Linked DNA regions of Homo sapiens: region 2 is linked to region 1. A link is a loop called in an ENCODE intact Hi-C map of the cell type or tissue named here. Cell type or tissue: B cell. All regions are shown on one strand. Each heading gives the region's core, and the rest is flanking DNA. Links, peaks and the distances in the headings are about the cores only. Region 1 overlaps SESTD1 (SEC14 and spectrin domain containing 1). Region 2 has its middle 150 kb from the start of SESTD1.

The links. Peaks named below come from ENCODE experiments on the same cell type or tissue, not always from the same donor. Only the 100,000 strongest peaks of a DNase experiment are listed, where the experiment ranks them.
Region 2: a loop joins it to region 1, with 14 times the contacts of the local background. A loop is called at or near these places in 36 of 110 quality-filtered maps.

What each region holds. Positions count from the first base shown.
Region 1 is chr2:179,210,380-179,227,428 of GRCh38, reverse strand. All of the region lies in intron 1 of SESTD1 (SEC14 and spectrin domain containing 1), which reads left to right. Among named protein-coding and RNA genes, the nearest start is that of SESTD1, 46 kb to the left of the region's middle. In B cell, for the core only: CTCF peaks have their summits at 8,032 and 8,236 (motif pointing left); a DNase peak (open chromatin) is centred at 8,238; H3K27ac peaks cover 1,578 bases.
Region 2 is chr2:179,402,118-179,419,166 of GRCh38, reverse strand. No RefSeq gene overlaps it. Among named protein-coding and RNA genes, the nearest start is that of SESTD1, 150 kb to the right of the region's middle. In B cell, for the core only: CTCF peaks have their summits at 7,961 and 8,162; a DNase peak (open chromatin) is centred at 8,076; H3K27me3 peaks cover 234 bases.

The DNA.
Region 1 (17,049 bases), core at 4,601-12,600:
TTTCTCTGTGCTTCTTTTGTGGATGGTATCAGATAATCTGCCAAGTGAGAGGTTAGTGGCAGTCAGGAGCCATCTAAATATTTTGAGAATGTACTAGGAACTGAAAAGGTTTCATAGATAACTAAAGTGAGAAAGTGAGGTGGGGGGTAATAGTGAATATTGTAATAAAAGTTAAGATGTAATTTTATAAAATGGAAACATCTGCATGTTAAATAGTGACTTTTTCCAAGTTTTGAAATATAGATAATGAAAACTCACTTAGGCTGTAAAAGTAGTAAAGTCAAGTAAGCCATTTCTGAAGCCAGAAGTTGGAGTTGACTCAGCATAAAGAAGGCTTTATAAAGTGCCCCTCTTCATTCATAATCCTAATGGGCCAGGTCTCAGAATATTTCAGTAAATGTCCCTGAACTATGTAATTTAACATTCTGCTCAAAGTAGATAATGCTCTATTCATAGTTCTTTGGCAAGTTGAAAATTATCTAAGCTTGTTTTCTCCTTCCTTTTTCTCCTGCTTCCTCTGTATTCTGCTAAGTGGCACCTAACTGAGAAAGCTGGCAGGATCATTATTCAACAAATATTTATTGCGCATTGGCTATCTGCCAGGCACTGTCCTAGGCAAACAAATAGACACATTCAAATGACATAGCCAACATCTATTTTAGATTTCAGAAATAACTATTTTGGTTTTATTGACTATATATGTAAAATAGATTGTTATTAAATTTGGGTATGCTCTTTAGTGTTAATATGCATCATGCCCAAAATCTTTGGAATCTGTTTCTTTTCTGAGTCAAGCAATATGACATTTATTGATTATTAACCTGGAGATCTGCCTGGTCTTCTGACCAACCACTTCTATGCACATATCAGCGTGAGTGGATATTGTGGACATAAATTGTTGTTTTTCATAGTAATTTAATCACTTAACAAAAAGTATAATAATGGTGATAGTGATAGTGAGAAGGAGACTGCTGGGAAAACGACTGCGGTCACAAAAGTGAGAAAGGCCTAACAAGACAAGGAATAAATGTCTCCATTGCCAACAGAGTGGCAGAAGTTGGAGTTCTGCCGGCATGCCTGCCTGCCTCTTTTTATCTTACGGCTGTTGCAGTGATCAGAATTGGTCTCCTGTCTTCTCAGCAGTCTTAAATGGGGTCCAGATACTCAGATTTTTCCCCACACTGGGCTTTAGAATATGTTGGTGAATATGAGAATATTTTAAGAGTATGTGTAGCCTATTTTCTGCCTTCCCTTGAGATTTTGAAATAAAAATATTGCTAAAATGAAAAACTGTTTTAAGAATTATAGCTCCCTCTTATACATTTTTGATATGTTTAAGGATTTAGTTTTCCTAAATTTTTATGGACCTTTTCAAACATACAGAAACATAGGAAATAATAAAAGGTACCACTGTTTACCCATCATCCATTTTTAACAATTATCAATAAGTGGCCAATCCTGTTTTATGCATATTCTTCCTTCTCCATTATTGAAGCAAATCTTAATGGTATGGTCTGAATGTCCCCCAAAATTCATGTGTTGGAACTTAGTTCCAACTGTGGTTGCATTAAGAGGTATATAGCCTTTCGGAGGTGATTGAGTCAGAAGGGCTATGCTCTCGTGAATGGGACTAGCACCCTTATAAAAGGGCTCAAGATTGAAGGGAATGCTCTCTTGCTCTCCCACTTTTCTGTCACATGAAGACACAGTATTTGCACCCTTTTTGCCCTCCCATCTTTCTGCAATGTGAGGACACCTAGACGATACCATCTATGAGGAACAGGGCTTCACCAGGCACTGAACCTGGTGGTGCCTTGATCATGGACTTCTTAACTTCCAGAATTGTGAGAAGTAAATTTCTATTATTTATAAATTACCCAGTCTCAGGTTTTTTTGTTACAGTAGCATGAACAGATTAAAATACCCAGACATATTTCATTAAAGTATATGTCATTTAAAATATAAAGATCTCTTTTTAAAAAATATAACCTTAATGTCATATCTTTAAAAAAATGAATAATTATATTTAAGGGATGTCAAAGACTTTTATTATTTATATTACAGTAAAGGTTACTACATTAATTACCACGAGCATGAGAATTTATATAACTTAGAGCTTAAGAGTAGGGCTTCTGTAGGAGATACGGGAAAAAAAACCCTAAGTTGTTTTTTCCATCTCTGACACAGTCAACATAGAACGCTTCACTTCTGGTCACCAGAATGTGTGGAAATTTTCCCCCACCAGCAACCAATCAATTTGCCAGCTGACACCAACTGGGTATCCTGTAATTTAACTCAGTTCTAACACTGCCTACCTGGAGACAGCATCAGATCCCTCAGGTTGAGGGTGAGTCCCACAAGACTACCCTTCTACTTCAGATACTGATTGCAAGCCCCAGGTTGTGACCTGTGTTACTGACTGACTGGCTATAAATTGGGGTTCCCGTGACCCCCTCCTCAGTTTTGATTTGCTAGGATGGCTCACAGAACTCAGGGAAACATGTACATTTACCCATTTATTACAGAGGATATTACAAAACATACAGATGAAGAGCCACATGGAAGAGATACACAGGGCAAGGTGTATGGGAAGGGGCATAGAGCTTCTATGACCTCTGGTCGACATTCCACCCTCCAGAAACCTCCATGTGTTCAACAATATGGAGGATCCCTGAATCCAGTCCTGTAGGGTTTTTGTGGAGGTTCCATTATATAAGCATGATTGATTACATCATTGGCCATTGGTGATCAACACAACCTTCAGCTCTTCTTTCCTTCTCAGAGTTAGTGGGGGTAGGGGGAGGTTGGACTGAAAGTTCCAACTCTTTATTCACAGGGTTGATTTCCCTGGCAACCGGCCCCCATCCTTCAAAAGAGCCTTCAGCAATCAGTCATTTCATTAGCATACAAAAGACACTTAGCACTTTAGAGATTGCAAGAGTTGTATGAGCTTTGTGCCAAGAATCAGGAGCAGAGACAAAATACAGAGTATATTTCTTATGTCACAATATTGTATCCTTGGACTTAGCCTTAGGTTTAAATGCCAGTTTTGCTGCATAACGTTGGGCAGGTTAACCTCTCTCCATCTCACTAGGCTGCTGTTTTCCTCTGCTGTTAAATGGTGACAGTAATAGTTTTAACTAAGTAGGATAGTTGTGAGTTATAAATGAAACAATGCACAGAAAGCGATTAGGATCGTGTTTATATGTAAAACATGCTCAATAATGTTAGCATTATTGTTATTTTTATTTGGAGGTGTGAGGAAATACACATAATTAATTTGAGATCCCATTTTTTAGATTAGGCCATGTTTCAAAGTGATTTGTGTTTAATCATGCTCTTCAGAGTTTATTTTTAGGGAATACAAAATAATATCATTTTAATCCATAGGCACATTTATCCTTTTCTCAAAAGCAAATTTGATTTGTTTTAAAACATGTAATAGCATTGAAAGGAATAAATTTAACCTTTACTCAAACCTTGGATGTCTTTATGTGTGTTGATGTGAAAACTTTGAGATACCCTAAGATATAAGACCTTTATAATTTTCCCTTGAGATTAAAAATAAAATGCAAATCTTAGTTCCTTTTGTAGTTCCAATATAGAGTAATAGATAGTTTGGACAATCTATGAACATAAATGTTATCAACAATACTGCTTATACTCTCCTTTCTTCCCTTCATTTAATCCATTTAGTCTTTTATTGTCATTGTTTTATACCATCCAGGATGTACAATGTTGGAAGAAATTTGTCTTTGCCAAAGTGAAGTTTCTCATGGCAATATGTTCTGATTATAGTACCACTTGGGGATAAATTGCTTACCATATGCAGTTCATTTTACAGACTTTCTAGAGAATATTGCTTACTTTTTTTTTTTTAGTTTTTATATCTTAATAAAGTGTACATCATTTTCATCCAGATTATCCTGATTTACAAAATGACCAATTCAGTTGTTTATTTTTTAAATTATTTTTGATGGCTTTACTAAGGTGAAATTTACGTATCATGAATTTCACCTATTTTAATTATACAGATTGATTTTTAGTAGATTTCAGAGCTGTGCAGCCATTACCACAATTTAATTTTACAGTATTTCCATCACCCCAAAAAGAAACTTAGTGTCTATTACCAGTCACTCTCCATACCCACTCCAGCCCTAGGCAGCCACTGGCCTACTACTTTCTTTCTGTTTGGATTTGCCTATTCTGAATTTTTTTTATACAAAAATACAATATATGTTTGTGTCTGGCTTTTTTCACTTAGTATGTTTTCTAAGTTTATCCTCGTTATATCGTATATCAGCGTTTTCATTCATTTGTATTGCCTAATGGTATCCTATTATATGGATGTGTCATGTTTTGTTTATCCATATAGAATTGATGAACATTTGGGTTGCTTTCATGTCTTGGCTGTTATATGAACAGTGCTGCTGTGAACATTCGTGTACAAGTCTTTGGGTGGATATATTTTTTGTTTATTTAAAATTAATGAATAGAATAATAGTTATCTGCTATTTAAGTGTTTTTAATTTTGATTTTATTATGTGACAATGTAATATAGTGGAGAGAAGCACTGGACAGAGTTGCAGGAGCCTAGGTTTCACAGGCTACTTTCTTGTTTTGTGGCCTTAGGATGGCAAATCTGTGTCTCCAGATTTTAGTTTCCTTATCTACAACATGGAAAGGTTAGACTAAATGATCTCTTATGATTTATAAATCTGTTAATTTCTATATTATTTTGAGCAGATTACTTCTCTGTGCCTCAGCTTTTTCATGTGAGAACATTGGGTTATTAATAGAATCATATATAAGTATTAATATGAGGATGAAAGAATATTCTTGGAATATAAAAAAGTATCAGGATAAGGCTGGGACTGTTATTTTTCTGGATCAAGAATGCCTTAGTGGGAATGCTTTCACGGTGGCCTCAGTGGAGTTACTGGTAGTAAACTGGTAAACCAGTAATTAGTGGAGGAAGGAAGATTTAGCTGCTAGTAATAAATGCCATTTATTGGGTGCTTATCCTGAGTATACTAAACTATATATACAAATTTGCTCACTTAAGTCCCAGTCCTGTGAGTTAGGTTCAGTGATTTGCTCATAAAAGAAATTAAAGGAATTGCCAAAACCACATAGCTAGTAAGTGGCTGGCCGGGAGTCACACCCTGGCTCCAAGGCCATGTTTTTTGCCACTGCACTAAACTTTATTTCAGGGAGAACAACTCTTTGGAACAGAATCCCATAGTAGAGAGATCTTTGGTGGGGGAAGTCTTTTTTTGGGATAGATAGCTAATATCGCTTACAGTCCTTATGAGAGAGAAAAGAGGTGGTCACTCTATAAATACTTGGTTTTCCATGTGTCCTATGTTTGTTCCAAAATGACATTTTAATAATTGAACAAGTTTAATAGTTGACCAGATTGAAAATTTGCAGAATGTTCTATTGTTTCAGTAGTTTTACTACAAAAAATACAATATATGTTGTTTTTTGTTTTTTAATTTTTTTTTTTGAGACAGGGTCTAACTCCGTCACCCAGGCTGGAGTACAGTAGCACAATCATGGCTCACTGCAGCCTTGACCTCCTGGGCTCAAGGGATCCTCTCACCTCAGACTCCTGAGTAGCTGGGACCACACAGGTGCATACCACCATGCCTGGCTAATTTTTTTATTTTTTGTGGAGATGGGGTCACACTGTGTTGCCCAGGCTGGTCTCAAACTCGTAGGCTCATACAGTCCTCTCACCTTGGTCTTCCGAAGTGCTGAGATTACAGGCATGAGCCACCATGCCTGGGGCATTTTTTTTTTTTTTTCCTTAACAGTCTCACTCTGTCACCCAGGCTGGAGTGCAGTGGCGCCATCTTGGCTCACTGCAACCTCTGCCTTTGCCTCCTGGCTTCAAGCGATTCTCCTGCCTCAGCCTCCCGAGTAGCTGGGGTTACAGGCATGCACCTCCACGCCTGGCTAATTTTTGTATTTTTAGTAGAGATGGGGTTTCACTATGTTGGCCAGGCTGGTCTTGAACGCCTGACCTCAGGTGATCCACCTGCCTCGGCCTCCCAAAGTGCTAGGATTACAGGTGTGAGCCACTGCACCCAGCCCCATTTTTTTTTTTTTAATGGGACTTTCACTCTGATGAAAGCAACTCATACATCTCACTGGCTTTTTTCTGCCTTGGTAACACTATTATAATTTCCATTTTAAAGCAATATTCCATTTTTTAAGTTAAAACTTTTTTAACCTTTTTTAAAAACTATTTTTACATTTCCTCCCCTCCCCAATGTAGTGTTTGGTACATACCAAATATTTACATTATACAGACAAAAAAATTTAGTGCCAAAATCTCAATTCATGATACAGGTATATTATTTCATTTGAACAAAAGTATTATTTTATGTATTTGTGGTAGTGAACATATAAACATTTGGGCACTAAAAATTAATTTGTTATGCCAATTATGTGGAATTAGGGGCCCTGAAATACATCTGAACCTCTGTTCCGAATGCATTTAAATCTTATATATCTGGAATATTACATTTAGTCTTAACTCAATGGAAGGCATGTGTGTTTTTAACCAAGGAGAGAGGAAGAACACTTCTTTCTAGGAGGAAGATTGGGAGAGAATGAGGTTTTGTAATGACCCAGAGAAATTCTGAGTTGAAGAAGAGGAGAGGAAACACCTACAGTAGGTGAAGAGGGGTTGGAATCTGGAAATTAGATGCTGGAATTTGTGAAGTTATTGTGGCTGTATCCATTTCCTCTTCTGGTGATGGAAGGAGACCTCACCCAGCTAGGTGAATTTAGTGGACACATGCATGCCTTGGAAAAGGAAAAGGAAATGGTTCAGGTTTCTAGAGCTCAACACAAGGCTTAGATGCAGAAAATGTACAGGTAGAGAGCTCATCTAAGGGAACTGTGGCAGTAGATAATGAGGTCCTAGCCATAGGGGATACTCTAAAGCTGGGGGTTCCAGGAATATCTTGACCCTCCTGGAATTCCACAAGTGTGATTTGCTCCTCTAGTGCAATGTTCCTTTTTCCTTTTGCTGCTCCTATTTTGGTGAAGAAGCAGTCAAACTAAGGATTTATCTGTAAATTAAGAAGAGCCAAAGATTTTTAAAATTTTTTCATATATTAATATGAAAGTTAAGGAACTTTAAATCTGGACCTTCAAAAATGGAGGTTTGCTGTTGATAAGGGTTTGGTAGAATGCCTAGAGGGGTGGAGAAGGGACAGAGTGAGGAGGATGGTCTAGGGGTAGTGGCTTATATTGTAGTTTTTGAAAAGGGTTTTTAAGTGGTGGGCTGTCATTACCATTTTCAGTAGACTTTTGAATTTTAAATATAGTATAGGACTTTTAATGTTCCACTAGACTTCTTAATGTAGATTTTTTTGTCTCTTAAGGTGGATTAGCAGTAGTTTTATAGAAAACTTGAAATCTCAGAGGCTTTCTTTTCCTTTTCTCCATTTCTTACTGAATAAACTAGTTCTTGATTCATATGGTAAAAATGATATTATTCGGTGAAACTTTAACTTTCAAATTAATTTAGAGGAGCTATACATTTGGATAAATCTGTATTTTGGTGAAAGCCCTTTTAAAAAATAACTTTCATTTTAGGTCTACTCAAAGGATTGTTGTTGTTTCCTCTACAACTGTCAATATTGTTGCAAAACCAGATTAGTAATCATGCACTGGCACCTGCAATAACACACAAATTACATAAAATTTCCATTGTTGACTTGCTTCACCAATTTATTATCCTAAAGTTGAATAATGTTTATTTCTGTATAATTTTATATATGAATATGTGGAGTGATAGAGCACTGAGTACTTGTATTTGTTAATTTCTAAAATTGCTCTTACTTTGTAACAACAGTTGAAAATATTTCTAATCTCAACTTAAGGATAGTTATAACTATAGTATTTCTTCTGGAAATGCAAGGCCAAAGGGCCTGCATTCTAATTTTGTTCATTGCCATTTTGTGTCTACGTGATGTAGACTTACTAGAGATGATTTAGTTACCCCTACGCTACCCTAATGGGTTTTCACTGGTTGTTAAGAAATGCTCCTTGAAGAATTTAACTAAATTTTCCAAATAAACTGGTTGATTTATATTTATTGAGAGGGGAGTTCTAGTGTACCCACTCACATCATCAATTACAGTCTCTCATAAAGTGCAGTTTTCCCAGTCTTGATTAAAAGGCCTGCAATTCTGTTTTCTGCTGCTGAATACATCCTCTGCTGCCCTCTAATGGCAGCTCATTGATGGCACCCACTGATGTCCATCTTAACCACCAAGAACTTGCTGTTCTTGGCATCCAGCAACTTATGTAGCTGCGGGATCTTGGGTGGCTCTCCCAGTAGATAGACAGCTGGAAGGAAAAGCATGCACATGTGAATCCTGTGATTTCCCGTCAAGGTGTTGGCATTCAGGTAGTTGTGACAATGTTAGGATTCTTAGAGTAAGTGTTTTGCTTTACCATTTGTTCATTTTATTGTTCATTTATCCATTAATTCATCAGATGTTTGGGAATGCCAGAAATGTCCACTGCCTGGACTTCTGTCAATCTGTTAGGTTCTAAGTATAGATTTGTTGAGTGAGCAAATAAATACAAAAATAAATGACGTGGTCTCTGCCCTTGGGGAGACAAAATACAAACTTAAATACACCTTGGTTGCCTTTATTTTCCTCTTTAAATCTCCACAATACTGGGAAAGATAGTTAAACTAGGAAATGGATACAAATATCCATGGAAACCTAGTCTCCCTGTATTTCTAGTTCTCAGAATTCATTGTCCCTAACTGTAGAAGGGCTTTGTTCTAAGAAGTACTTATTTTGCACCTAGAAATGATATTAGTTTTTTTTGGTGCTTCTTGCTTTTGGTTGAAGGTAACACAAAATCATGGTTGCATTTTCCTTTATATTTACCAGTCTCTAAGGCATTTAATTTGTCATGAAGTGTGGCTTTCCGCCTCTTTTCTATTTAATGAACTATGACTTAAAATAGGTGCTGCTTTAAATGACCATATAAATAGGATAAGTGAAGTGCTGTGTATTTTTTTTGTTACGAATGTTGTGAATTCCTTAATTCTTTCATTTCTTAGCCTGCTTTACAAGACAAGTTTTTTTTTTAAGGTATTTTTCTTTCTACTCTTTATTATTTCATATTAGGTGAATGTCTGTTATTGGCTTCATTCCTTGTTTGAGAGTATAATCCACTCAGATGTATTTAGGTCAGATATCCCATTGTAGAAGAATGTGGACTAGTATGTTTATGTTATTTTTTAAATTTATTTTTAAATTATACTTTAAGTTCTAGGGTACATGTGCACAACGTGCAGGTTTGTTACATAGGTATACATGTGCCATATTGGTTTGCTGCACCCATCAACTCGTCATTTACATTAGGTATTTCTCCTAATGCCATCCCTCCCCCAGCCCCGCAACCCCCAACAGGCCCCAGTGTGTGACGTTCCCCGCCCTGTGTCCAAGTGTTCTCGTTGTTCAGTTTCCACCTATGAGTGAGAACATGTGGTGTTTGGTTTTCTGTCCTTGTGGTAGTTTGCTGAGAATGATGGTTTCCAGCTTCATCCATGTTTCTGCAAAGGACATGAACTCATCCTTTTTTATGGCTGCATAGTATTCCATGGTGTATATGTGCCACATTTTCTTAATCCAGTCTATCATTGATGGACATTTGGGTTGGTTCCAAGTCTTTGCTATTGTGAATAGTGCCGCAGTAAACATACGTGTGCATGTGTCTTTATAGTACCATGATTTATAATCCTTTGGGTATATAACCAGGATATAATAGGATCACGGGTCAGATGGTATTTCTAGTTCTAGATCCTTGAGGAATCACCACACTGTCTTCCACAATAGTTAAACTAATTTACACTCCCACCAACAGTGTAAAACAGTTTTTATTTCTCCACATCCTCTCCAGCATGTTTTTTCCTGATTTTTAATAATCGCCATTCTAACTGGCGTGAGATGGTATCTCACTGTGGTTTTGATTTGCATTTCTCTGATGGCCAGTGATGATGAGCATATTTTCAGGTGTCTGTTGGCTGCATAAATGTCTTCTTTTGAGAAGTGTCTATTTATATCCTTTGCCCACTTTTTGATGGGGTTGTTTTTTTCTTGTAAATTTGTTTAAGTTCTTTGTAGATTCTGGATATTAGCCCTTTGTCAGATGGGTAGATTGCAGAAATTTTCTCCCATTCTGTAGTTTGCCTGTTCACTCTGATGGTAGTTTCTTTTGCCATGCAGAAGCTCTTTAGTTTAATTAGATCCCATTTGTCAATTTTGGCTTTTGTTGCCATTGCTTTTGGTGTTTTAGTCATGAAGTCCTTGCCCATGCCTATGTCCTGAATGGTATTGCCTAGGTTTTCTTCTAGGGTTTTTATGGTTTTAGATCTAACATTTAAGTCTTTAATCCATCTTGAATTAATTTTTATATAAGGTTTAAGGAAGGGATCCAGTTTCAGCTTTCAACATATGGCTAGTCAGTTTTCCCAGCACCATTTATTAAATAGGGAATCCTTTCCCCATTTCTTGTTTTTGTCAGGTTTGTCAAAGATCAGATGGTTGTAGATGTGTGGTGTTATTTCTGAGGCCTCTGTTCTGTTCCACTGGTCTGTATGTCTGTTTTGGTACCAGTACCATGCTGTTTTGGTTACTGTAGACTTGTAGTATAGTTTGAAGTCTGGTAACATGATGCCTACAGCCTTGTTCTTTTTGCGTAGGATTGTCTTGGCAATGTGGACTCCTTTTTTGGTTGCATATGAACTTTAAAGTAGTTTTTTCCAATTCTGTGAAGAAAGTCATTGGTAGCTTGATGGGGATGGCATTGAATCTATAAATTAACCTTGGGCAGTATGGCCATTTTCACAATATTGATTCTTCCTATCCATGAGCATGGAATATTCTTCCATTTGTTTGTGTCCTCTTTTATTTCATTGAGCAGTGGTTGGTAGTTCTCCTTGAAGAGGTCCTTCACATCCGTTGTAAGTTGGATTCCTAGGTATTTTATTCTCTGAAGCAATTGTGAATGGGAGTTCACTCACGATTTGGCTCTGTGTCTGTTATTGGTGTATAGAAGGGCTTGTGGTTTTGCACATTGATTTTGTATCCTGAGACTTTGCTGAAGTTGCTTATCAGCTTAAGGAGATTTTGGGCTGAGACAGTGGGGTTTTCTAAATACACAATCATGTCATCTGCAGACAGGGGCAATTTGACTTCCTCTTTTCCTAGTTGAATACCCTTTATTTCTTTCTCCTGCCTAATTGCCCTGGCCAGAACTTCCAACGCTGTGTTGAATAGGAGTGGTGAGAGAGGGCATCCTTGTCTTGTGCAGGTTTTCAAAGGGGATGCTTCCAGTTTTTGCCCATTCACTATGATATTGGCTGTGCATTTGTCATATAGTTCTTACTATTTTGAGTTATGTTTCATCAATACCTAGTATTGAGAGTTTTTAGCATAAAGGGCTACTGAATTTTATTGAAGGCCTTTTCTGCATCTGTTGATATAATCATGTGGTTTTTGTTGTTGGTACTGTTTATGTGATGGATTACGTTTATTGATTTGCATATGATGAACCAGACTTGCATCTCAGGGATGAAGCCAACTTGATAGTGGTGGATTAGCTATTGATGTGCTGCTGGATTTGGTTTGCCAGTATTTTATTGAGGATTTTCGCATCAGTGTTCATCGGGGATATTGGTCTAAAATTCTCTTTTTTTTATTGTGTCTCTGCCAGGCTTTGGAATCAGGATGATGCTGGCCTCATAAAATGAGTTAGGGAGGATTCCCTGTTTTTCTATTGATTGGACTGGTTTGAGAAGGAATGGTACCAGCTCCTCTTTGTACCCCTGTTAGAATTCGGCTGTGAATCGTCTGGTCCTGGACTTTTTTTTGGTTGGTAGGGTATTAATTATTGCCTCAATTTCAGAGCCTGTTATTGGTCTATTCAGAGATTCAACTTCTCCCTGGTTTAATCTTGGGAGGGTGTATGTGTCCCGGAATTTATTCATTTCTTCTAGATTTTCTAGTTTATTTGCATAGAGGTGTTTATAGTATTCTCTGATGGTGGTTTGTTTTTCTGTTAGATTAGTGGTGATATCCCGTTTATCATTTTTTATTGCATCTGTTTGATTCTTCTCTCTTTTCTTATTTATTAATCTTGCTAGTGGTCTATCAATTTTGTTGATCTTTTCAAAAAACCAGCTCCTGCATTCATTGATTTTTTTGAAGGTTTTTTTGTGTCTCTATCTCCTTCAGTTCTGCTCTGATCTTACTTATTTCTTGCCTTCTGCTAGCTTTTGAATGTGTTTGCTCTTGCATCTCTAGTTCTTTTAATTGTGATGTTAGGGTGTCGATTTTGGATCTTTCCTGCTTTCTCTTGTGGGCATTTAGTGCTATAAATTTCCATCTACATGCTGCTTTAAATGTGTCTCGGAGATTCTGGTACATTGTGTCTTTGTTCTCATTGGTTTCAAAGAACATCTTTATTTCTGCCTTCATTTCCTTATTTACCCAGTAGTCATTCAGGAGCAGGATGTTCAGTTTCCATGTAGTTGAGTGGTTTTGAGTGAGTTTCTTAATCCTGAATTCTAATTTGTTTGCACTGTGGTCTGAGAGACAGTTTGTTGTGATTTCTGTTCTTTTACATTTGCTCAGAAGTGCTTTACTTCCAATTACGTGGTCAATTTTAGAATAAGTGTGATGTGGTGCTGAGAAGAATGTGTGTTCTGTTGATTTGGGATGGAGAGTTCTGTAGACATCTATTAGGTCTGCTTGGTGCAGAGCTGAGTTCAAGTCCTGGATATCCTTGTTAACTTTCTGTCTCGTTGATCCGTCCAGTATTGACAGTGGGGTGTTAAATTCTCCCATTATTGTGTGGGAGTCTAAGTCTCTTTGTAGGTCTCTAAGGATTTGCTTTATGAATCTGGGTGCTCCTGTATTGGGTGCATATATATTTAGGATAGTTAGCTCTTCTTGTTGAAGAAGAGCTTTACCATTCCTTTACCATTACGTAGTGGCCTTCTTTGTCTGTTTTGATCTTTGTTGGTTTAAAGTCTGTTTTATCAGAGACTAGGATTTCAACCTTTGCTTTTTTTTGCTTTCCATTTGCTTAGTAGATCTTCCTCCATCCCTTTATTTTGAGCCTATGTGTGCCTCTACATGTGAGATGGGTCTCCTGAATACAGCACACTGATGGGTCTTGACTCTTTATCCAATTTGCCAGTCTGTGTCTTTTAATTGGAGCATTTAGCCCATTTACATTTAAGGTTAATATTGTTATGTGTGAATTTGATCCTGTCATTATGATGTTAGCTGGTTATTTTGCCCATTAATTGATGCAGTTTCTTTGTAGCATCAATGGTCTTTACACATTGGCACGTTTTTGCAGTGGCTGGTACCGGTTGTTCCTTCCCATGTTGAGTGCTTCCTTCAGGAGCTCTTTTGGGGCAGGCCTGGTGGTGACAAAATGTCTCAGCATTTGCTTGTCTGTGAAGGATTTTATTTCTCCTTCACTTATGAAGCTTAGTTTGGCTGGATATGAAATTCTGGGTTGAAAATTCTTTTCTTTAAGAATGGTGAATATTGTCCCCCACTCTTTTCTGGCTTGTAGGGTTTCTGCCAGGAGATTCCATCCTTTGTGGGTAACCCAACCTTTCTCTATGGTTGTCTTTAACATTTTTTCCTTCATTTCAACCTTGGTGAATCTGACAGTTATGTGTCTTTGGGTTGCTCTTGTTGAGTAGTATCTTTGTGGTATTCTTTGTATTTCCTAAATTTGAATATTGGCCTCCTTGCCAGGTTGGGGAAGTTCTTCTGGATAATATCCTGAAGAGTGTTTTCCAACTTGGTTCCATTCTCCTTCTCACTTTCAGGTACACCAATCAAACGTAGATTTGGTCTTTTCACATAGTCCCATATTTCTTGGAGGCTTTGTTCGTTTCTTTTTACTCTTTTTTCTTTAAGCTTGTCTTTCTGTTTTATTTCATTAATTTGATCTTCAATCACTGATATCCTTTCTTCCACTTGATCGAATCGGCTATTGAAGCTTGTGCCTGCGTCTTGAAGTTCTTGTGCCATGGTTTTCAGCTCCATCAGGTCACTTAAGGTCTTCTCTATACTGTTTATTCTAATTAGCCATTTGTCTAACGTTTTTTCAAGAATTTTAGCTTCCTTGCGATGGGTTAGAACATGCCCCTTTAGCTCGGAGAACTTTGTTATTACTGACCTTCTAAAGCCTACTTCTGTCAATTTGTTACAGTCATTCTCCATCCAGCTTTGTTCCTTTGCTGGCTAGGAGCTGTGATCCTTTGTAGGAGAAGAGGTGATCTGGTTTTTAGAATTTTCAGCTTTTCTGCTCTGGTTCCTCCCCATCTTTGTGGTTTTATCTACCTTTGGTCTTTGATGTTGGTGACCTACAGATGGAGTTTTGGTGTAGATGTCCTTTTTGTTGATGTTGATGCTATTCCTTTCTGTTTGTTAGTTTTCCTTCTAACAGTCAGGTCCCTCAGCTGCAGGTCTGTTGGAGTTTGCTGGAGGTCCACTCCAGACCCTGTTTGCCTGGGTATCACCAGCGGAGGCTGCAGAACAGCAAATATTGCTGCCTGATCCTTCCTCCGGAAGCTTCGTCCCAGAGGAGCACCCACCTGTACAAGGTGTCTTTGGGCTGCTACTGGGAGGTGTCTCCCAGTTAGGTACACGGGGGTCAGGGACCCACTTGAAGAGGCAATCTGTCCATTCTCAGAGCTCAAACGCCATGTTGGGAGAACAACTGTTCTCTTCAGAGCTGTCAGACAGGGACTTGTAAGTCTGCAGAAGTTGTCTGCTGCCTCTTGTTCAGCTATGCCCTGCCCACAGAGGTGGAGTCTATAGAGGCAATAGGCCTTGTTGAGCTGTGGTGGGCTCTGCAGCTTCCCAGCTGCTTTGTTTACCTACTTAAGCTTCAGCAATGGTGGACACCCCTCCCCCAGCCAGGCTGCTGCCTCACAGTTTGATCTCAGATTGCTGCGCTAGCAGTGAGCAAGCTCCGTGGGCATGGGACCTGCTGAACCAGGCATAGGAGAGAATTTCCTTGTCTGCCAGTTGCTAAGACCTTGGGAAAAGTGAAGTATTTGGGTGGGAGTGTCTTGTTTTTCCAGGTACAGTCTGTCATGGCTTCCCTTGGCTAGGAAAGGAAAATCCCCCGGCCCCTTGCGCTTCCTAGGTGAAGCAACTCCCCGCCCTGCTTCGGCTTGCCCTCCATGTGCTACACTGACTGTCCAGCCAGTCCCAGTGAGATGAACCAGGTACCTCAGTTGGAAATGCAGAAATCACATGTCTTCTGCATCAATCACACTGGGGGCTGCAGACTGTAGCTGTTCCTATTCAGCCATCTTGGAACGGAAGATATTTTTTAATTATTTCAATAGTTTTTGGGGATCAAGTGGTGTTTGGTTACATGAATACGTTCTTCAGTGGTGATTTCTGAGACTTTGGTACATCCATCACTTGATCAATGTGCACTCAACCCAGTGTGTAGTCTTTTATTTCTCATCCCCCTCCCACCCTTCCCCCTGAGTCCCCAGAGTCCATTATATCATTCTCCTGCCTTCGTATCCTCATATCTTAGCTCCCACTTATAAGTGAGAACATATGTTGTTTGGTTTTCCATTCCTGAGTTACATCACTTGGAATAATGGTGTCCATCTGCATCCAGGTTGCTGTAAATGCCATTATTTCATTCGTTTTTATGGCTGAAGAGTAGTATTCCATGATGTGTTTGTGTGTGTGTGTGTGCATGTGTGTGTGACGTTTCTTGCCAATTATCCCAGCACCATTTGTTTAGTAGGGTAGTAGGGTGTCCTTTTCTCCATTTTATGTTTTTGTTTGCTTTGTCAAAGTTCAGTTGGCTGTAAATATTTGCCGTATTTCTGGGTTCTCTATTTTGTTCCACTGGTCTGTGTGCCAGTTTTTATACTAGTTCCCTGCGGTTTTGGTAACTATAGTCTTGTAGTATAGTTTGTAGTTGGGTAATGTGATGCCCCCAGATTTGTTCTTTTTGCTTAGTCTTCTTTGGCTATGCAGGCTCTTTTTTTTGTTGTTCCATATGAATTTTAGGATTTTTTTTCTAATTCTGTGAAGAATGATGATGGTATTTTGATGGGAATTGCATTGAATTTATAGATTGCTTTTGGCAGTATGATCATTTTCACAATATTGATTCTATCCATCCGTGAGCATGGGATGTGTTTCCATTTGTTTGTGTCTATGATTTCTTTTAGCAGTGTTTTGTAGTTTTCCTTGTAGAGATCTTTCACTTCCTTGGTTAGGTATATTCCTTTTTTTTTTTTGCAGCTGTTGTTAAAAGGGTCTGAGTTCTTGATTTGATTCTCAGCTTCGTTGCTGTTGGTGTGTAGCAGTGCTACTGATTTTTGTGCATTGATTTTGTATCCTGAAACTTTATTGAATTCATTGATCAGATCTAGGAGTTTTTTAGTGTTGTATTGGTCTACAATCATGTCATCAACAAACAGTGACAGTTTGTCTTCTTTACCGATTTAGATGCCGTTTATTTCTTTCTCTTGTCTGATTGCTCTGGCTAGGACTTCCAGTATTATGTTGAATGGAAATGGTTAAATTGGGCATCCACATCTTGTTCCAATTCTCAGGGGGAATGCTTTCAAGTTTTCCCTGTTCAGTATAATGTTGGCTGTGGGTTTATCATAGAAGGCTTTTATTACCTTAAGATATGTCTGTTCTATGCTGATTTTGCTGAGGGTTTTAATCATAAAGTGATGCTGGATTTTGTCAAATGCTTTTTCAGCATCTATTGAGATGATTATATGATTTTTGTTTTTAATTGTTTTGTTTATGTGGTTATCACATATATCAACTGGTGTATGTTAAACCAACCCTGCATCCCTAGTATGAAACCCACTTGGTCATGGTGTATTATCTTTTTGATATGCTATTGGGTTCAGTTAGTTAGTATTTTGTTGAGGATTTTTGCATGTATCTTAATCAGGGATATTGGTCTGTAGTTTTCTTT
Region 2 (17,049 bases), core at 4,036-12,035, 190 kb before region 1:
TTAGGTAATCACCATTTTACTCTCTGTTTCAATGAGTTAGACTTTTTAATACTCTACATGTAAGTAAGTATTCAGCTTTCTGCATCCAGCTTATTTCAATCAACCTAATATCCTCCTAATTCATCCATGTTGTCACAAATGACAGGATTTTCTTCTTTTTAAAGGCTGAATAGTATTCCATTGTGCATATATACCACATTTTCTTATCCATTCACCTATTAATAAACACTTAGGTTGATACCATATTTTGCCTATTGTGACTAATCCTGCAATAAACATGGGAGTGCAGATATCACTTCAATATACTGATTTCATATTCTTTGAACATATACCCAGCAATGAGATTGTTAGATAATATGGTAGCTCTATTTTTAATTTTTAAAGGAACCTTCATACTATTTTCTGTAACGGCTGTGCTACTTTATATTCCCACCAACAGTATGCAAGTGTTCCCTTTTCTCCACATCCTTACCAATACTTTCTATCTTTTGTCTTTTATGTTTGTTTGTTTTCAAGAGACAAGGTCTCATTCCATGGCCCAGGTTGGAGTACAGTGGCATGATTATGGCTCACTGCAGCCTTGAACTCCTAGGCCCAAGCAATCCTCCTGCCTCAGCCTCCCAAGTAGCTAGGACTACAGGCACATGCCACGATGCCTAGGTAATTCTTTTGTCTTTTTGATAATAACCATTCTAACAGGTATGATGTAATATCTCATTGTTTTAATTTGCATTTCCCTGATGATTAGTAATGTTGAGCATTTTTTTCATATACTTGTTGGTCTTTCATATGTCTTTCTTTGAGAAATTTCTATTCAGGTGCTTAGCCCATTTTTTAATTGGATTTTTCATTTTCTTGCTATTGATCTGTTTGAGTTCCTTATATATTTTGGATATTAACCCCTTAACGGATTTATCGTTTACAAATATTTTTTCCCATTCTGTAAGTTCTCTCTTCACTCTGTTGATTGTTTCCTTTGCTGCACAGAAGATTTTTTGGTTTGATGCAACCCCCAACAGTCTATTTTTGCTTTTGTTATCTGTGCAAACATGTTACATGTTAGGGATCATATCCAAAAAAAATCTGTCTAGACCAAGGTCATGGAGCTTTTCCCCTATGTTTACTTCTAATAGCTTTACAGTTTCAGGTCTTACATTTAAATCCTTAATCTGTTTTGAGCTGATTTTTGCATATGGTGTGAGATAAGGATCTAGTTTCATTCTTCTGCATGTGGATATCTAGTTTTCCTCGGACTGTTTATTGAATAAACTGTTCTTTCCCCATTGTGTGTTCTTGGCATCTTTGTCAAAAATCAATTGACCATAAATGCATGGATTTATTTCTAGGCTCTCTATTCAGTTCCATTAATCTGTGTCTGCTTTTATGTCAGTACCATGCTGTGTTAATTATTATAACTTTAATTATCTATTTTTGTGAAACACAATCTTATGGTTTAAAACCACATGATTTGTTATTTCTTATGATCCTGTGAGTCAAGAATTTGCATGGCTCACCTGGCTTGTTCTGCATGACATGATGTCAGCTACTGAACCTGCATTTATCTGGAATCTGGACTGGGGCTGACATCTGAGATGCTCTTCCACCCCTAGCATTTCTCTCCTTGTAGCCACTAATCATTTATTAGTCCAGCCTATACTTCCTTATAGCATGGTGGCAGGGATCCAAAGGAAAAAAAAGCGGAGGTTGCCAGAACTCTTAAGAACTTGTCTTAGAAGTCCTAGAATATTATTATTTTCAGCACATCTTATTTGTAAGACTCAAGGGGAGAAAAAGTAGACTCAGCTTCTTGATGTGAGGGGCAACATACAAGAGTGGGGGAATTGCCAGCAGCTATATTTGGAGATTTTCTACCACAATAACATTTTTAGGAGATTATTTTATTTAAATTTTTTTTATTATTTTAGATTCAGGGAATACTTGTACAGATTTGTTACATGGGTATATTGTATGATGCTGAGGTTTGAGCTCCTAATGATCCCATTGCCCAAGCAATGAACATGATACCTGATAGATAGTTTTTCAAGCCTTTTCTCCCTCTCTCCTTTCCCCCTTCTGGGATCCCTGGTGTCTATTGTTTTTACCTTTGTGTTCATGTGTACCCAATGTTTAGCTCCCACTTAGAAGTGAAAATATGTAGTATTTAGTCTTCTGTTTCTGCATCAATTTACTCAGAATAACTGCCTCCAGCTGCATCGATGCTGCTGCAAAGTACATGACTTTGTTCTTTTTTATGGCTGCATAGTATTTCATGGTGTCATATGTACCACATTTTCTTTATCCATTTCATCATTGATGGACACCTGGGTTGATTCCATGTCTTTGCTATTATGAATAGTGCTGTGATAAATATGCAAATACATGTGTCTTTTTGGTAGAACAATTTATTATCTTTGGGTATATACCCAGTAATGGGATTGCTGAGTCAAATGGTAATTCTCTTTTTATTTCCTTGAGAAATCTCCAAACTATTTTCCACAGGGGCTGAACTAATTTACATTCCCACCAACAGTGTATAAGTGTTCTCTTTTCTCTGCAACATTGCTAACACCCGTTATCATTATTATTATTTTTTTTTACTTTTTAATATAAGCCATTCTAACTTGTGTGAGGTAGTATCTCATTGTGGCTTTTATTTGTATCTCTCTCATGATTAGTGATGGTCTCTATTTTTTTCATATTTCTTGGCCACTTATATGTCTGCTTTTGAAAAATATCTGTTCATGTCCTTTGCCCACTTTTTAATAGGGTTGTTTGTTTCTTGTTGATTTGTTTAAGTTCCTTATAGATTCTTGATATTAGGCTTTTTTTTTTTTTTTTTTTTGAGACTGAATCTCACTCTGTCACCCAGGCTGGAGTGTAGTGGAGCTATCTTGGCTCACTGCAACCTCCGCCTCCCAGGTTCGAGCAATTCGCCTGCTTTAGCCTCCTGAGCAGCTGGTATTACAGGCGGGCGCCACCACACCTGGCTAATTCTTTTGTATTTTGAGTAGAAATGGGGTTTCACCATGTTGGCCAGGCTGGTCTCAAATTCCTGAACTCAGGTGATCCTCCTGCCTCGGCCTCTCTAAGTGCTGGGATCACAGGCATGAGCCACCATGCCCAGCCTTGGATATTAGACTTTGTGGGGTGCATACTTCGTAAATATTTTTTTTCCGATTCTGTAGGTTGTCTGTCTATGCTATTGATAATTTCATTTGCTGTGCAGAAGCTCTTTAGTTTAATTAGATCCCAATTTTCAATTTTTGTTTTTGTTGCATTTGCTTTTGAGGACTTAGTCAAAAATTTTTTGCCTAGGCCAGTGTCTAGAAGAGTATTTCCTACTTCCTACTTTTTTCTAGAATTTTTACAGTTTTAGGTTTTATATTTAAATCTTTATTCCAGCTCGGGTTAATTTTTTTTTATACAGTGATAGGTAGAGGTCCAGTTTCATTCTTCTGCATACAGTTAGCTGGTTTTCCCACCACCATTTATTGAATAGAATATCCTTTCCCCATTGTTTATTTTTGTCAACTTTGTCAAAGATCAGTTGGTTGTAGGAATGCAGCTTTATTTCAGTGATCTCGACTCTGTTCCATTGTTTTATGTGTCTATTTTTGTGCCAGTGCCATGTTGTTTTGGTTACTGTAGCCTTGTAGTATGATTTGAAGTCAGGTAGAGTGATGTCTCCAGCTTTGTTGTGTTTGTTTAGGATTGCCTTGGCTATTTGGGCTCTTTTGGGGTTCCATATGAATTTTAGAATAGTTTTTTCTAAAAATGACTTTGGTAATATGTTGGGGATAGCACCAAATTCATAAATTGCTTTGGGTAGTATAGACATTTTAAAAATATTGATTATTCTAATCCATAAGCATGGGATTTTTTCTATTTGTTTGTGTTGCCTATGATTTCTTTCAGCAGTGTTTTGTAGTTCTACTTGTAGAAATCTTTCACCTCCTTGATTAGATGTATTCCTAGGTATTTTATTTTTTGTTAATTGGGATTACAATTTTGATTTGGCTGTCAGCTTGAATGTTATTGATGTATAGAAATGCTACTGATTTTTGTATGTTGATTTTTGTAGTCTAAGACTTTACTGAAGTCATTTATCAGGTCTAGGAGTCCTTTGGTGAAATCTTCAGGTTTTCTAGGTATAGAATTATATCATCAGCAAAGAGATAATTTGACTTCCTATTTTCCTATTTGGATGCCTTTCATTTCTTTCTCTTACCTGATTGCTCTGGCTAGGACTTCCAGTACCATATTCAATAGAAGAAGTAAGAGTGGACATCCTTGTCTTGTTCTTAGGTGGAATTCTTCCAAATTGTATTTGTTCAGTATGATGTTGGCTATGGGTTTGTCATAGATGGCTTTTACTATTTTGAGTTATGTTTCATCAATGTTCAGTTTGAGGGTTTTACCATGAAGGGATGTTGGAGTTTACTGAATGTTTTTCTGCGTCTATTGAAATAATCATACAGTTTTTGTTTTTTATTCTGTTTATGTGGTTTATCATATTTATTGATTTGCACATGTTGACCTATCCTTGCATCCCACTAATAAAGCTCACTTGATCGTTTCACCACGATGAATTAACTTTTTGATGTGCGAAGGCTGGATTCAGTTTACTAGTACTTTGTTAAGGATTTTTGCATCTAGGTTTATCAGGGATATTGGACTGAAGTGTTCTTTTTTGTTGTTGTTGTTGCATCTTTGCAAGATTTTGGTATTAGGATGATATTGGTTTCATTGAATGAATTAAAGAGGAGTCTCATCTTTGAGTTTTTGAAATAGTTTAAGTAGGATTGGTGCCAGCTCTTTTTGTACGTCTAGTAAAATTTGGCTATGAATCCATCTTGTCCAGGGCTTTTTGTAGTTGGTAGTTTATTTTAATCAGTGATTCAATTTCATTACTCATTATTGGTCTATTCTGGATTTCTGTTTCTTCCTAGTTCAGTCTTGGGGGATTGTGTATTTCCAAGTATTTATCCATTTCCTCTAGATTTTCTAGTTTGTGTGCATAGAGGTGTTCATAATAGTCTCTGAGGATCTTTTGTATTTCTGTGGGATTGGTGTGATGTCACCTTTGTCATTTCTGATTGTACTTATTTGAATCATCCCTCTTTTTTTCTTTATTAATCTAACTAGTGCTCTATCAATCTTGCTTATCCTTTCGAAAAACCAACTTTCAATTTGTTGGTCCTATTTTTTTTTTTTTTTTTTGGTTCTCAATTTCATTTTGTTCTGCTCTGATTTTTAGTTATTTATTCCGCTAACTTTGAATCTAGTTTGTTCTTGTTTTTCTAGTTCCTTTAGGGGTAAGGTTAAGTTGTTCATTTGAAGTTGTTCTATTGGGTACTCATGGACACAAAGATGGAAACATAAACACTGGGGATTCCAAAAGGGGGAAAGAGGTGAGGGAGTTGGGGAAGGTTTGAAAAACTACTTACCAGGTGCTATGTTTTCTACTTGAGTGATAGGATCACTGGAAGCCCAAACCTCAGCATCAGGCAAAAAAGAAAAAGGGAGAGAGTGGTAAATTTTATAAACTGGCAATTCAGAGAAAATAATACTTGAATGGCCAATAAGCATATGAAAATATGCTATATATTTCTTCATAATCAGGGAATATAATTAACATGACAATAATATACTATTACTGAACTCACATCCATTGTGGGTTTACCAGAATTCATGCTCATTCTATATAAACACACCTAAGACTCTAAGAGTAAGTGGGGACCCTGAGAGTCCGTGCTATTAATTTAAACCAGAACTTGCTTCAAACAAAGAAAGTAATCCAAATAACTAATCTAAAAACACAAATATCCAAAGAATGCTATCATATCCTTTCTTATTCACATTACTTCCCTGTGTTAGCTAAAGTTTACATTAAAAAAAAAAAAAATATATATATATATATATATATATATATATATATATATATATATTTTTTTTTTTTTTTTTTTTTTTTTTCAGACAGAGTCTCGCTCTGTCACCCAGGCTGGAATGCAGTGGTGCGATCTTGGCTCACTGCAAGCTCTGCCGTCTGGGTTCACGCCATTCTCCTGCCTCAGCCTCCAGAGTAGCTGGGACTACTAGGCACCCGCCACCGCGCCTGGCTAAAATTTTTTGTATTTTTAGTAGAGACAGGGTTTCACCATGTTAGCTAGGATGGTCTCGATCTCCTGACCTCGTGCTCTGCCCGCCTCAGCCTCCCAAAGTGCTGGTATTACAGGCATAAGCCACTGCACCCGGCCTAAAAATATTTTTAAAGGAAAAGATAGAATAACCTAAAGTTTCTTTTTCTTTGAGATATTTCTTATTCATCAGTGAGTCAAAGATAGAATGTTGGCAGAATGTGTGTGTAACAAGAAGTGAATAGAGCAATTTTTTTTGTATTTCAACTGTTCAGGCAGGAATTAAACACATATGCATACACGAACTACAAAATACTGGTAATTCTGCAAATGAGTTAAATACACTTATTAAAACTGGCATTGCATAATATCAAGTTGAATAGTTAAATTTATGCTAATAACTTAAAATTTTTCTTAAAATGATGATTACCCCTATTGGGTATCATAATTAATAAAATTACTTCAAAAGGAAAAGCTTTATATATTAGTATTTTCAATGGAAATCTTTCCTGCTTTTGAGCAAGAGGCCCACATTCTTATTGCCCTGAGCCCCAGACACAATATAGCCAGGCTTGTTAAAATCTGAACTATTCTAACTGTGACAAAAGTTTATTTTCTTATTTATTCAACCAACCTAGAGCTTTTTATCTTTCCACAAGCACCAAGTTTCAGCTGTTACTGAGAAATTGGAGAAGGGGGAGGGTAAAGCAACCAAGGGAGATGAGTAAGCAGTAGAACACAAAATTAATGCTGAAAGGCTGAAGTCATCGACCTGTTTAAGAGTAGGTTAAATGCCTTCATTTACATCTTAGCGTTATTGTAACAAGGATGTGAACACACCTTTTGATCTCATATCCACTACACCCCAGTGGGTGTGTAGTGAGATACTCATGGCACTTCTGTTGCTGCGCATGGGGATACCCCCTTTTCCCCCATCTACATCTTCCTGTCCTGTGTCATACCTGCTGTGGGGGTTAACAGATAACCAACCTTACTCCCAGCCTAAAACTCCAACATCCAGGTAATTAAACATTTTGTGTTTCAGGCCGGGCACAGTGGTTCAGACATGTAAGCCCAGCACTTTGGGAGGCAGGGGCGGGTGGATCATTTGAGGTCCGGAGTTTAAGACCAGCCTGGCCAACATGGTGAAACCCCACCTCTACCAAAAATACAAAAAATTAGCTGGGTGTGGTGGTGCACACCTGTAGTCCCAGCTACTAGGGAAGCTGAGGCAGGAGAATCACTTGAACCTGGGAGGCAGAGGTTGCAGTGAGCCCAAGTCGTGCCACTGCACTCCAGTCTGAGAGACAGAGTGAGACTCCACCTTAAAAAAAAAATACTCTGCCTTTCAGTTAAATATTTCCGGTTCTTTTCAGAGAGGGAAGTTTGCTACATCTGTTCATGTTCCTCTCCTTTCTTCCCTTCTACTTTGTTTGAAGGTCACTAAGTAGACCTTCTACTTAGTGAGCAGGTCTCTTCTTGAGTGTGCCTAACCCATCACAAACTTGGGAGCTGGGAGAAAGGGGACTTCCCAGGGAGCAAACGTAAGGATCGAATCCTGGCCCCTTACAAGTCCTGTCTAGAAAGTGACTCCATTTTGTCTTTAAGTCATGTCACTCTTCACCACAGTTGAGACAAACTTGGGGCTATTTCCCACCTCCAAAGTTCTGTGCAGCTCAAGAATGATTACCGAAGCTGTCTCAACCACAGAAGAGTTTGAAAAATGCCTATTGAGTGGTAGAGAAACTTATGATCCCCCTGTGACACATCGTGCCCCACTGTCAGCCTGGTCAGTGTTGAGACACCTACCTGGGAGCCCCACTTTAATAGGAGAGGAAGAATACCGGCCTCACTGGCTGTGCTTCAAGATGGCTCTGTTGCCTGGATCCCAAATCGCGGTTCAACATTAGCATTCAAGAGCTTCAGGGCTCCAAGCACCACACTATTGCCCCCTGGTGGATGATAGAGTAAAGTAGCTTTTCCAGGCTGAACATCTAGATGGAATATTTCTTCAAGTTTGGTTATTAATTTCATACATGAATTGCAGTAACTGCCTACTCTAACCTACGCTCTCTCTAGAACAGTGAAGTATTTTGCCATAGACCAGGCAGTTTAGACCCTCATTTAACTGGCAGTATTTCTCAATCATCAGCAGTTTCCACAACTTATCATTTATTGATGTTTCTACTGTCCACTGTAAGTCTACTTCTCCAGTCCCTAGCATGCTACTTTTTGAAAAAACAAAAAAGTCCCAAATAGCAATTACTGAACACTGCAAGAGCCGCTAAGTGTCTAGGGGATCCAGTACCCAGCAGTGGGGCTGGCCAGAAACTTCTAATTATAAGAGCAGTTAAGTCACCAACTTCCTCTTTCCTTCCATGAATGATATCGATTTCTTCAGAACTAGGTGAGTGTGGAGTTTGGGTAAAAAAAATGAATGTTCAAGCATTCTCACTAACTAGATAAATCTAAAGTCTCCTCCTGCTAGAAAACAACCAGATACTAGAAAATTCATGTAAAAAATATACTTCCTCATCTGAAAAATTGTATCTACCAAAAACTACTCAATGGCATTCTTAAAGGATAAATTTTCTCAAAGGAGAAATTTTATAAATTTTTCACTTAAAAATCAGTATTGAGAAAAAAGATAACTACTATAAACACTTCTATTCAACATGATGCTTGGGTTCTTGCACATTGAGATACCCCTTCCTAGCCCACCTATATTGTCCTCTTTTAGCACAGTAAGGGAAGAAAATAAATAAAAACAAATAAGGATTGGAAATTAAGAAAATGAATTGTTTATTCACAGATGATATTAAGATACAAATATTTTTAAAGAAATTATTTTAATTAATAATAATAATTCAAGGCTCCACGCACCACACTATTGCCCCATGGTGGGTGATACAGTATTACTGTCCACTCTATCCATCACTGGGCAACATGTCCATCACTGGGCAACAGAGCTAGACCCTGTCTCTGAAAAAAAAAAAAACAACAAAAATCAACCCCTTCTCTTTTTCATAGTGTCCTTTTTCACAATAGTTCCTATTCCTTTTTAACTCTAAGTATTTTGAAAGTCTTATGTTAATTCTTTTTGGATTAGTATCTGCAATTCTCAAGGTCTTAATTATCTTGTTTGTTGTATTTGCTGATGCTCAGCTAATTTATTTTGTGTGTCATTTATATTTTTTATTGTGAGATAATCTCCAGAAGGAGTTATTATTATTATTATTGAATTCTTTTGTCATGAAAGTATCTTACAGAATAGTTTTACACTTGTTTCTTCTAGAACCCAATAGATTTCAAAGATTCAACTATGTTTTTATGTTATGTTCTCCGCTGTGAGTTCCCAAGCCATGAAGTACTACAAATGTATACCCCATATCTAAGTGTGGTACAAACTTGAGGTTATAATTTCTAATACATGACTTCTTTTCTACTGAAAACACAGGACAAATAAAAACATTTTCACTCTTTCTCCCAGTCAAGGGCAGAGTTTTTCTGGTCCCCCTTTAACAAATAGGGCAGTACATCCAAGATCCAACATTTATCCAGCAGTGTCAGTTCCATTTTCTGTATCTTCTCAGGACTGAGGCCATGTCACCTGCTCTAAGGAAGCATTAGAATCCCAGCAGAAGCTTCAGTCTGGTTACAGTCTTTGCTCACTGCTTTAGTTTTGATTTTTCTCTTTTCATCTGGTACACAGATTTCTCTTTATTTTGAGCTTGATTATATATTACAAATGTTTTAAGTGTATCTTTTATCAAACATTTTTATGGGTTATATTATGAAGACCTCATCTATGTTAATGTAGATCACCGTGTTGGTAGAAGTTTCATCAATGAATTTTCTTTTTTAATATGTTTTAATACTCACTCAGTCTTTTGAGTGCTAGTTTGCCTTTAATTTTAATGTTTTGAATCCTTCTTATAAAATAAGATATATATACAGGAACAAAGAATAATGCAACAAACACAAATGTCCCCACTACCCATCTTAAGAAAAAAGTGCTAATAGAGGTTATGCCACTGAGTACCTACCTCAAATAGGATACCCTTCTCTTCTTCCCAGCAATAACCCTTTTCATAATTTTAGTATTGATTATTTCCATATATTTCTTTATTCTTTTACTATATTCTTAAATAGCCTTAATGGCATGGTTATACATATTTTAAACTTTATGTATATATAAATTTTGTATATATCTAAACTTTATATATATAATATATATAAATATTATATATTTATATTTTTATATATACTTTATATGTATATAAACTTTATATACATATAAAGTTTAAAATATATATATACACATATATGTGTGTGTATGTGTTTGTGTGAATGCATATAGTACCACATTAAGTTGCTTCATTTTATTCAACACTATGTTTTTGGATTCAGTCATGTTAAAATATGTAGCTCTGGCTCACTAATTTTCACTACTGTATAGTGTTCCTTTTTATGACCATTTCACAATTATTTATCTATTCTCATAGGCTATGGTTTGAATGTGTCTTCCAAAGTTCATATATTAGAAACTTAATCCCTAATGCAACAGTGTTGAGAAGTAGAATCTTTCAGAGGTGATGAACAGATGCCCTCATGAATGGATTATTGCTGTTATGGGAATGGGTTAGTTACCATGGGAGTGGTTCCTTATAAAAGAATGAGTTTGGCGCTCTCTCTCTTTCTCTTTCTCTCTCTCTTCTCTCTCTCACATGCTGTGTCACCATGCAATGTCTTCCACCGTCTTACAATGCAGCAAGAAATTCTTCATCAGATGCAGATCCTTAATCTTGGACTTGCTAGCCTTCAGAATTGTGAGCCAAATAAACTTCTATTACTTGTAAATTACCCAGGCTGTGATATTCTGTTATATTAACACAAAACACTAAGACCTCACATCAACAGATATCTATGGTATTTCCAATATTTTGCTACTGCTGACAATGCTGCTATGAACGTTTTTGTGTATGTGTACGTGAATTCTACAGGAGTGAATATACTGACTTGTAGAACATTTGCATTTTTAGCTTTACTAAAAATTGACAGATTTATGTAAAGTTGTTATATAAAATTTACATTTAGTGCCTCCTCTATGTATTGTAAACATCTTACAAATTCTCCTTCCCTTTTGTTTCCCTCTCAATACCTTCCACATGGATTACAGATGCTTTACTAAACTCTTTCTCCTGTTCTAAAGTCCCAACTCCCAAATCTCTGCATGTTCTTATCAACGTTCTGCAGGTCTTTTACTCTCATAGGCTGAAACTCTTTAGGATAGCAGGAGTACTTGGTTGGCTTCACCACCTTCCATTTGCCCTTGACCCGTGAAGGTAAAGGTAAACATCCCAGCCACCTCGTAAGTAAAGATTTTTTTCTCCTTTTCTAACTCATTTTAATATAGGAAATTCTCTCATGAATAAAATTATTTAAATTCTTACACAAGTGACTTCCCAAGTTAATACATAAATGTGTGTGTTCTCTTAGGTATGTTTTGTATGTTCATTTCAACACATATTCTAGAGGAAATATGAATTCTTTTGTTTAGTATACAAAGGGACTTACTCTGATACAAAACTTCTGGGCTTCATAGCTGACCTTCAAAGGGAGAACACAAAACTCCTGAAATTATATACACTATGTGTGTACATGCATTATGTGCATTTTGCTTGGGGGAAGGTCTACAACTGTTGTCAGATTTTCAAAGAAGCCATGACCTCATAATAATGTATAATCAACTTTCCACCTATGTAATAAATTTCAGGTACATATGGATGAGGTCAGCCCCACCAGAGCCTAATGGGTACACAGGGTATCTTGGCACCTTTCCCTCACTGTGAATAGCCCCTTTGCATAGTCTGGGCCTATTTCTTCAGGGAAACTCTAGACTATGGGTTACAATTAAAGTATCTTTCTGGTCTATAATGTTATCATGTATATTATAAATTAATAACGATGTCTGCCTTTGTAAATGTTTCCAGTTTAAAGCCACAGATACATAAAACTTGTAAGAAGACATTTCTATATATTGTTCTAATCAACTGAAATAATTTGAAATGGCAAAACGTTCCTTTATATATAATACATATCCTATAGACTTTTTAAAACATTAATTTAATACATATCTCTATGGGGCTTCAAGGAAATTGTTGTTCACTATTAGGAAAAAGGAGAAAGAATAGGCAGAATGCAGAGAATGGTTAGGGCATTTGAAACTACTCAGTATGATAGTTTCAAACTACTCAATATGATAGAATGTAATGTAATGAATGATAATGTAATGATAGATACACGTTGTTATACATTTGTCCAAACCCGTAGAATGTACAACACCAGGAGTGAACCCTAATGAAACTATGGACTTTGGGTGATTATGATGGATCAATGTAAGTTCATCAGTTGTAACAAAAGTACCACTCTGGTGGGGGATGTTGATAATAGGGAAGGCTATGTATGTGTGAGGGTAGAGGACATACGGGAAGTTTTTGTACCTTTTGTTTAATTTTTCTGTGAACGTAAAGCTGCTCTAGAAAATGAAGTCTATTTTACAAAAAACATGAAAGAATATTTTTTCACTTCAGCTGATCACTAAGCATATGCCTTTCTCAATTTACTATAGAGAATGCATTTATGAAGATCCTGCTAATATATTCATGGAATATGAGGCATGCGTCCACCCAAATTCATTGCTAAATTTCTGAATTGATAGAGTAAAATTGCTAACAACAGAAATGCTTGTATTGACCAAGCACTGTGGTTTGATTAAGTTTGCTCATTTATTTTATAAATTTGCTGTAAAGCTATTAGAAGAGTTTTATTACTCAAATTATGAGGCTGAGTCAGAGTGGCCTTTTAAATCTATAAATTAATTAGAACTCTATTTCTAGAGCACTGAAAATATCTACCCCTTTCTTTCAATGAATATATTTCCTTTCTCTATTACAAATAAATTGTGATTTAGTTCATAATTTGCCTAGTTTGCCATCATTCATCTATATAGTACTTGGACAGATCAGCAAATATAATTATAAATTTACTTCACTATCCACTTCTGGGTAGATGAGAGAAGCTTATATATGCATGTGATAGAAGAAATTACCCTTCATTAAAGCATTTTCTCCATTCAATACATTTAAACACATGCCCAAGCAAGGCTATAGTTCTCACCTATTTGTATTCTCCATGCAAAATTCTTTTTGCTTTCTTTATAACTTCCATGTGGGAGTTACCTCAGCCCAGCATTTCTGCTTTCTCCTATTTTTTTTCTTTTTGGCCACCACTTTGTTCTTTCTACTACTTTATCATCATTTTCTTGATATCCTTTCTATAAGGCATTTATCAGTTCATTCTTTTTTTCCATCTCTAATCCTCATATGCCAGGTTTGATTGTTTTTTCTAACTCCATTCAGAACCAAATCTGACTGTGTCAATGTTGTTGGGCAGAGCCTACTCCACCACCTTCACTTATCAGTCATAGCAATTGGTCCAGGTATAGGTACAAGACCATGGCTGAATTAATCTGGAAAAAGAAAGTTTTCTTTCTTTCGGGGTTTTCTAGGTTGGTAGTATTTAAGACTGGAGCTCATGGAAGCCACTTTGCCACACAGGAAGAGATTGTCTGAGGATGATGCCACCACACAGAAAAGAACAGAGCAAAGAGAGTAAGAGAGGCAGATTCTAAAGATATTTTTGAATACCTAGATCCAGTTATGCTTGATCAATCCCTTGACTTTTCATTTATATGAAAGCAATGATATGCTTTGACCACTTTGAATCATGTTGGTTTTGTATGAAGCATTCCAATATCTTATTTTGTTTTAAAAATTTTTATTTGCATTCAATAAGATATTCCTAACAAAATCCTACATTTGTGTCCATTAGAACAAGATTGCTTTAGTTAAGATACACCAGATTGCTAGAAATGGAAACCAGTTTCAATCTTGTCTAAATGTAAATAGGTATTTGTTTGCTCATTTCTATAAAGTTTCAGAGGTAAGCTAGGCTCAGGCATGGCTGAGTTCCAGAACTTCAACTACTAGTTTTCCATATTCTAGTTGTCCACCCATTCCTCTTTTCAGCTTGACATCATTCTCTCCCCTTGACAGGTTTTCTCCACGTGGAGATAACGTAACATCTGGCAGCTCCAGAACTGCGTACCAGTCACATTTTTATGATCTTTAGATAAAAGGTTATGCTTCCTCCAGCCCCAAGCACTCTGATTATCCCTTCATAACTACACCTGAAAAAAAATCATGTGGCAAATATATAGAGTCTGTGACTGACTAGCCCCGAGTTACATGCCCACCTCTGCAGTCAGAAAGAAGCCTCTTGCAATTGATGATCTCAGTAGCACCCCATGAATTTGGAACAGATGGAAGTGGTAAGGAAGCAATTTCCCAAGTAGTAACACAAGAGGTGTAAGATTTCTGTGAAACACACCAAGTTGCCCACTCATGTTTATCTCTTGTCCTTCTCCAAACCCCACTAAAATGAAGGAATAAACTGATTTTTAAAAAATTATGGGATTGGAGGAAGTAAAGGGTGAGAGAGCTCAACACAATTCTGGAAGGCAAAAAAACAATAGAAGAAGAGAACCAATCATGTTGTTGGAAGATGCCAAAGCCTAAGGTGTGGTCAGAGAGTGACATCTGAAAGGACTTTGCATCACCTGGCATGGCTGCGGGTGGGGATAAGGTGAGGAGCTGTAAAAAAAGATATGGGTTGAAGTTGTGTGGAGTGGTCAATCCCCCCGACTGCTGATAAGCAGAATTTCAGAAGTCTTTAATTCCCATGCAGCAGATACCTTCAATAATGCATAGTCAGGAGACTGGGATTCTTTCTCTATAGAATTTGAATGAGAAACATTAAGGTCTGACAATCAGACTGGCAGAGGAAGGGGTAGGATATGGGGTTGGTAATAGAGAATTAATTTACAAGCTGCACATAGCTCCTCCAAACCCCATCCTCATTACATCTTTGTGCAGTGTACTGCCTGAACTGGAATATGTGGATATGTCTAGAACTATAAAATCTTGCTTAACTACAATCTTTGTCTGCATCCTCCTTTTAGGAAAATGAGGTAAAAGAAAAACAATAAGCTCATGATATCAGAGAGTTATTTAAAACAAGAAACTGTAGTTCATTCCAGTTTTATGCCTCTAACAAAGCTGCACAGAAATTATGAATATTCTAGGAGATGCCCCAGGCATCACATGATCCTAAATCATCAAAACAACATTGAATTGTGTTTGGCATTTTGTACTTACTGAGCCAGGAAAGTGAAGTGGTTCAATTTAGAAAGGTTTTCTAAACTAATAGTTAAAGAGTTTTCTTTTTTTATTATACTTTAAGTTCTGGGATACATGTGCAGAACATGCAGGTTTGTTACACAGGTATACACATGCCATGGTGGTTTACTACACCCATCAAGCCAACTTCTACATTAGGTATTTCTCCTAATGCTATCCCTCCCCTAGCCCCCCACCCCCCAAAAGGCCCCAGCATGTGATGTTTCCCTCCCTGTTTCCATGTGTTCTCATTGTTCAACTCCCACTTATGAGAGAGAACATGCGGTGTTTGGTTTTCTGTTCCTGTGTTACTTTACTGAGAATGGTGGTTTCCAGCTTTGGAACATTCTGGTTAATTGTGATTTTGCTATGTATTGATATTTTATAGCTCCTACCCCTTTGGTCAGGAGCTACCTCCCTATCATTGAATTGATTAGTTATATTTAATAATGTTTGGTGTTTGGATACATTCAGCAATAACACTTGGAAATTTCTTACCAGTTATTTTTAAAGCCTTAATTTGTTTTTTGTTTCTGTTTCTGTTTTTTCACCAGCTATTTAGGATAAGAGAATGTTTACATCTTAATGTAAAAAATAAAAACAGGCATAAGTAATGTTTTATGTATAGAAATGCTTTCTTTCATTACTTGGTGCCTGCATCTCTAAATGTTTACATAGCTTCTCTGTCTGTATGATGTTGCTAAAGAAACTATGAGTTAGGAAGGAGAAAAAAAAAGTTGAATATCTAGTCCCAAGAAGGAGAGAGGAGGTTTCTATAAAAAAATTTGTGTGTTTGTATATATATCTATGTATGTATATGTATGTATATATCTATGTATATGCATAAGGGTATATATCTACATACATAGATATGTATATATATATTAATATATCCATGTATATGTATGTATACATATGGGTGTATTTATATATATGTATACATATCTATGTATGTGTATATACACACACCCACACCCATGCATTCTCTTGTCATTATTGTCAAAAATCAGTTGACCATAGACAACTGCCTATATAATATGCGCTGTGTGTATATATATAACTATACAGGAGAAACAGGGTGCAAAGAAGAAAAAAAGAACTTTTTAAAAACCTGTAATTAGAATCATCGAAAGATAAGAAGATAATGCATGCATAAAATAAGAAAAAATATATAGAATAAGAAAGATTAAGGTTATTAGAAATTAAAAATGTTATCATCAAAATGAGAAATTTTATAAAAGAGTTGGAAGATAGAGTCATGGAAAACTCTCACACAGTAAAACAAAGAAACTATTTTTTTTTTTAAAAGAGAGGGATAAAGCAATAGAGTCCAGAGGTTCAAGCTAGGAAGTCCTACATTCAGCCAAGATGAGTTCCAGAAAAAGAGACCAGAGGAAATGGAAGAAGAGAAATGGTCAAAGAAATAATAATGATAAAATTTCCTACAACAGAAGGATATGTCTCCAAGTTGTAAGAGGCCACTAAGTAATTCACACTTAGTAATGAATTTAACAAAAGAAGTGCAACACATATTTTCAAAATTACAAAATATTGTTGAAGGAAATTAAAGAAGATATAAATGAATTTTAAAAATGCAAGATGGCTGTACTCCC